2 separate regions of the Mus musculus genome follow, and region 2 is linked to region 1. The links are chromatin loops, found by intact Hi-C in ENCODE. Cell type or tissue: left cerebral cortex. All regions are shown on one strand.

Region 1 (2,500 bases):
GGAAGTCTGTCTCGCTCGGCTCCCACAGTGGCCCAAGTTCTGGGGGGGGGGGGGCTTCTTTTGCGTCCTATTTCTTTTCGTCAGTGCCCCTCCAGCGGCCGGAAATGTTTCTTTTCCCAGACCCTTCTTCCCAGAAGCAACTCCTTTTCCCTACCCTGATCGCTTTCCATCCTTCCAGCTAGGAGACATCCATCCCCGCCCCACAAGAGGCGCTGCCTTCAGGCTAAATTTACTGCCGCGCCAGGTTTAAGCCTTAGGCGTTGTAGACCTGGCGTTGGAATGGCGGAAGCTTGAGACAGAGCCCTATTCATTTGTAAAGGATGGCTGAGGGATTCGCTTGGTTAGCAACCCCTCGCTCCCACTGTCCTCCCTTCAGGCCTAGCTCGTGGCTTCTGCGCACCTTGTTTTGCAGGAAGCGTGCCAGAACTCCGACAGGCCTTAGCCTCGGGTTTGTGTGTGGTGGTGGAGATCTGACTAATGTCACCACAGTTGTGGCCTTGTGGCAATAATGATTTCCACCAGGATATTGTGCCAAGCATGTCACCTACTACCCATATGTATCTCTTCCCAGTCCAAGCAGCCACCCTTAGATGGGCGTCATTTCTTCCACTTTGCAGATGTAACATCCAAGGTTAAGAAACTCGCTTCAAATCACGCAGCTAGGTGGAAATAAAGCCTTAATCCAAAACCCGAGTTTTCATTCACAGCTTCAAAGACACCTTCCGGAATTGTAGAAGCCATAGGGGGCGGGAGGGGGGGACTGTTAATTTGGTGCCGAGGACGCCTGCCTGGCAGACTAAAGCCCTCTGAGGTTTCGGGCTAGAGATTTAATCGTGCTCTGGGACTAGGAAAGGACACACGGGTCAGGGGGGCACCCGGATTACTGGCACCCGTGAGATTGGAGAGGAGTGGGGGTTGCTGCGTTGGTTGGGGCTGGGGCTTTGCAAAGCCTCGGGGAAGGGTTTGGCGGCCCTTTCACCATCGGCAAAATCGCTCCCCAGGCTGGTGGTGGGGAGGACGACGGCCTCGCCCCAGCGATCTGGGCGGCTCACGGAGAGCCAGAAGCCTAGGGAAGTCCCCAGAGGCCGCCGGCCGCCGCCGCGTTTCCGCGGCGCCCTCGCTAAGATGGAGCAAGCAGTTGTGCGGAGGAGGGAGGGGAGCCGGAGAGGGATGCGCGGGCGAGCTGGTAACCGTCTGCAGCGAGGAGTGTAATTGCCCCTGTGACCGCGGGCGGCGAGGGCGGGGCGCTCTCCCAGCCTCCTCCCTCCCACTCCGCCGCAGGCGCGGAGCTGGCCGCCTTTGGCTGAGACGCGAAGCACCTAAGGGGCTTGGCCCTGTACCGCCTAGCGAGGCCAGCTCGTCCGCGCTCCGGTCCCGCGCACACATCAAGTCCCTAAGATCCCAGGCCGGAGCAGGCCACAGCTTCCCTCTCCTTCAGGGTACGCCTTGCCCAGGCCAGGGGCTGACGATCAGATTACACTGGGTGACCCTGCCTGTCCATTCCCTAGAAGGGAAGCAGCAGCTTTCACGGTCTTGCATTTCACCCCCATCCCCCACCCTCCCACCCCACCCCCCAAAACAAAACAAAACAAAAAACTGAGGGCTAAGGCTGCTCTGCTCGACAATAGGAGAAGAGGAGAGATGGGACCTCAGAACAGAGCGCCCACAGCCCTTAGCGTGTACACTTTGCCTTTTGATGAATTCCTGGCCCTGGGCCCCCGCCAGAGGTGGAGAAAGGGGCCCCATAACCAGCCAGAGTTTGTAACTCTGTGTGGTTTCTGGTTTTTTACTGCTCGTTTGAAATTGTTCCATAGGAAAATGTCTGCCAAGGAGGCCTGAAAGGCCTGGAGCCCCGCTCCACCACCCGGGTGCCAATGTGCCAGCAGTGAGTGTGCACGAGTGGACTCGCGCCTGCGGGCCCCGGGAGGGTTGGAGGGAACATTTTACCCTGCAGCAGCGCTGTGAGCACGACATGCAACCTTGAACCTGGTACCCACGGGTCCCCTGTGCTGCGGCCTTGGCCCAGACTAGCACCCCAGTGCGCCTCTCATGCCTTCCTTCTGCCCCCAAGGCAGGCACTGTTAACCCAGGCAGGTGACAGCGCTCTGGCGCCCATCGTGCCGTGGTCTTTATACCTCGTGAGTTCAACACTAATGAGTTATGGGTTGGCCCACGAAAACATAATGTGTAAATTAGGAATTTAATGATGTGTAAGATTAAAAGCTGCGCAGGGTTGCATTTATTTAAGGCTGCCATCTTGTGTTCGCAGAGAAATTACTTGAACGACATTGACCTCCTTCGCCCATGTGATTGGGATTGGTGTGAGGGCTGGGTGGGGTCTGGGAGGGTCCCATGTGTTGGGACTTGAGTCCTCTTGGGCTCTTGCAGGGCCAGGTTGTGCTCTGGGGAGGCAGAGGGCTCACTTTGTGTGAACCCCTTGGTTGGAAGCCTGCCCAAGGCCAGATAAAGCCCCTGGTCTTTTCCTAGGTCCCAGGTTCGC
Region 2 (2,500 bases), 67 kb before region 1:
CTTGCTTCCAAATTCACCCCAGTGCGCTTTGGATGCAGATATAGTTCACTGACTAGTTTATCTGGCGCAGCCTGAGGTAATCGGAAAGAACAAAAGGCAGGGAAGGGAGTCTCTGGCCATTCCTGTAGAAGGGAGGGGGAAATAGCCATCCCTGTCCTTGGGTTGGGAGCGGTGGTAAATCTGATCCCCATAGCTGGGATTCTGCCTCGGGTAGAGGATGGATGCCCAGCAACCCACTTTTAGTAGACTCTTGGGGTCTGCCCTACCCAGGGCTCCGTGCCTGTCCTATTTTACAGTATACCACCACACTCAGCTCTCAGCTTAGGGGAGAGTCCAGAGGTACAGTCTGACCGAAGGAAGCTCAAAGTGAAGGTAGGGTTTGCAGTCCTAACTCTACCGGTAAGCTCGGGAGCATGTCCCTTGAGGGCTCAAATTCCGCCTGAACCCACTCAAAAGTTTATTTTTGTTTGAAATTTGATGATGAAGACCAAAGGAGTAGTGAAGGCTCCCGCAGCGGAACTCTGGAAGTTCCCGTGAGAACGCAGGGTTCCAGGGGTTAACTAGGGTCTTTGGGGAGGGTGGCTGCCCAAGGGGAGAACTGGCAGTTTCTGGAAGGCCTGAGGGGGTTTCTGGCCAGGTCTGCTACCTCTCCCTGCTGGGACCTTGGCAGGGAGCTGTAAGGAGGGGCAGAAGGGGCTAGTGAGCTCTGAGCAGGGAGCGAGTGCTGGGAAAGACAATCCCTTTGTTGCAGACTCCTCACATCAGGCTCTGCAGAGGCATGGAGAGGGGGCCGCCCCTCCTCCTTTCTCCCTCCGCTGCCACTGAGGGTCAAGTTTATTCCCTATCCCGATGGCTCTCTGCCGTGACCCTGGAGCTTCAGGAAGAAACTAGAAAGGTTCTGTATGCTGGGAAGGTCAGGTCTGTGTGAGCATGGCCATCGTCCGTCTCCTCCGCGCCTGCTCCCTGACTTTAGTCTTTTACTAATGTAAAATTTGGGGTTGTGGGTGGCGACACCCACAGAGCCAGTGGTTGTGGTTTGGAGTGTGCACCTGGGCAGCCTGGCTCACACACCTCTAACCCCACACCTCAGATAGATGCTAAATGGCTCAGGACCTGGGAGCAATTTGAGGGTCCCTTGCTCATCTGGGAAAGCAGCCCAGGAGGACCCGCCCTGCATTGCATATCCGGGAAAGCATTTTCTTTTCATTTCCCACCCCCACATAGGCCCTCCCCCCAACATTCTAAAATAGGAACGTCTTTCCCCTCCCTTCCTTGACACCCAGAGCGTGGTGCTGCTGTGACTCAGTCTGCTTTTGGAGCAACCCCAGGAAGGGCTGGCGCTAGCTTTGGGCTTGGGTGAAATCCACATCAGTTGTGTTTTCCCCCTCCTGGTCTGGCCCCTCTGTATCTCCCTCGTCAGCTCCCCACCCATGATAGATAGGAGACCGCATCACCATTCTGAACAGCGTGTTTAGTGGAGTCAGATGCTGTTGGATGGGGTTAACGGGCTCCAGCGATTGCCAGGCAAAACTCAAGTCCAGAGTGCAGCCAAAGTCTCTAGAAAACACAGGGCCAAATATTTACAGAGGGGGACCAAGGTTGGAGAGATTCAGCCACCTGCCCAGGGACACAGGGTGGGTGAGGGTGAGAGCCAAAGAGAATGGACACTGACTGGGACCAGGCTACCCATGTGCCACCTAAGCTTCCTATTGTGGGTGCAGTGCTACAGATGGACCTGTTCAATCTTTGGCTGCTGCCCACATAACTGCCCGTAGGGTGGTGGCCAGAAGGGCCTAGGGAAAGAACTTAATCCCAAAGAAGGGACTGCCAGTGTTTGAGAGGTTTCATCTCTTCCTAGTCTCTGGAAGCAATATTTTTCCTATTGTGGGTGCAGGGGTCACCGGTGGCAGTGGAAGATGATCTGCCACTATGGGGTGGCAGTGGGGACAACAGACAGTTGAGCCTAGTGTTGCTACTGCCTTCACTGCCTCCTCCCCGTTGTCTGCAGGGGGAGATCTTAAATGTCCTTAAAGAAGAAACAAGTAAGTGGGCTGCGGTGGCATATGACTTTAAGCCCAGCAGAGACACATCCATCTCTTGAGTTCCAGGCTAGCCACGACAGAAAGACCTTGCCTTTTAGAAAAGGAAAGAGTATGCTCTTCTGCATCTCTATGTGCTGTCTTGGCAGGGATCGACTAAACGGTGTTAGTAGGTACACCTTGGGGGTCACCTGATGTCTTTTCAGAACATGAAGCAATTGGGCTCCTTTTTAGAGATGCCTGGGTTGGAGGGACAGCACCTAATCTTGGTCCTGCTCAAACCAAGCATGGGTACTCTAGCCACTCTTTGGCTCAGGAGCAAATGATTGTTCACCAAGTCTGTTCAGGTGAGTCCTCCGGCTCTCCGTTAAACACAGTAAGTTCTAAGGACTGCAGCCACATACCAATGCATGCTTGCCACATAGAGGTTCCCCCAGACCTCGGTTCCAGCAGGCAGATAC

The links. A loop is a pair of places that touch in the nucleus more often than their neighbours do. Peaks named below come from ENCODE experiments on the same cell type or tissue, not always from the same donor. Only the 100,000 strongest peaks of a DNase experiment are listed, where the experiment ranks them.
Region 2: a loop joins it to region 1, with 2.6 times the contacts of the local background. A loop is called at or near these places in 15 of 42 quality-filtered maps.

Annotation. Positions count from the first base shown.
Region 1 is chrX:11,997,911-12,000,410 of GRCm38, reverse strand. No RefSeq gene overlaps it. Among named protein-coding and RNA genes, the nearest start is that of Gm34301, 3.0 kb to the left of the region's middle. In left cerebral cortex, CTCF peaks have their summits at 191 and 1,217; DNase peaks (open chromatin) are centred at 374, 1,250 and 1,804; H3K4me3 peaks cover 643 bases.
Region 2 is chrX:12,064,861-12,067,360 of GRCm38, reverse strand. All of the region lies in intron 1 of Bcor (BCL6 interacting corepressor), which reads left to right. Among named protein-coding and RNA genes, the nearest start is that of Bcor, 14 kb to the left of the region's middle. In left cerebral cortex, no CTCF peak of the experiment used is centred here; DNase peaks (open chromatin) are centred at 802, 900 and 1,294.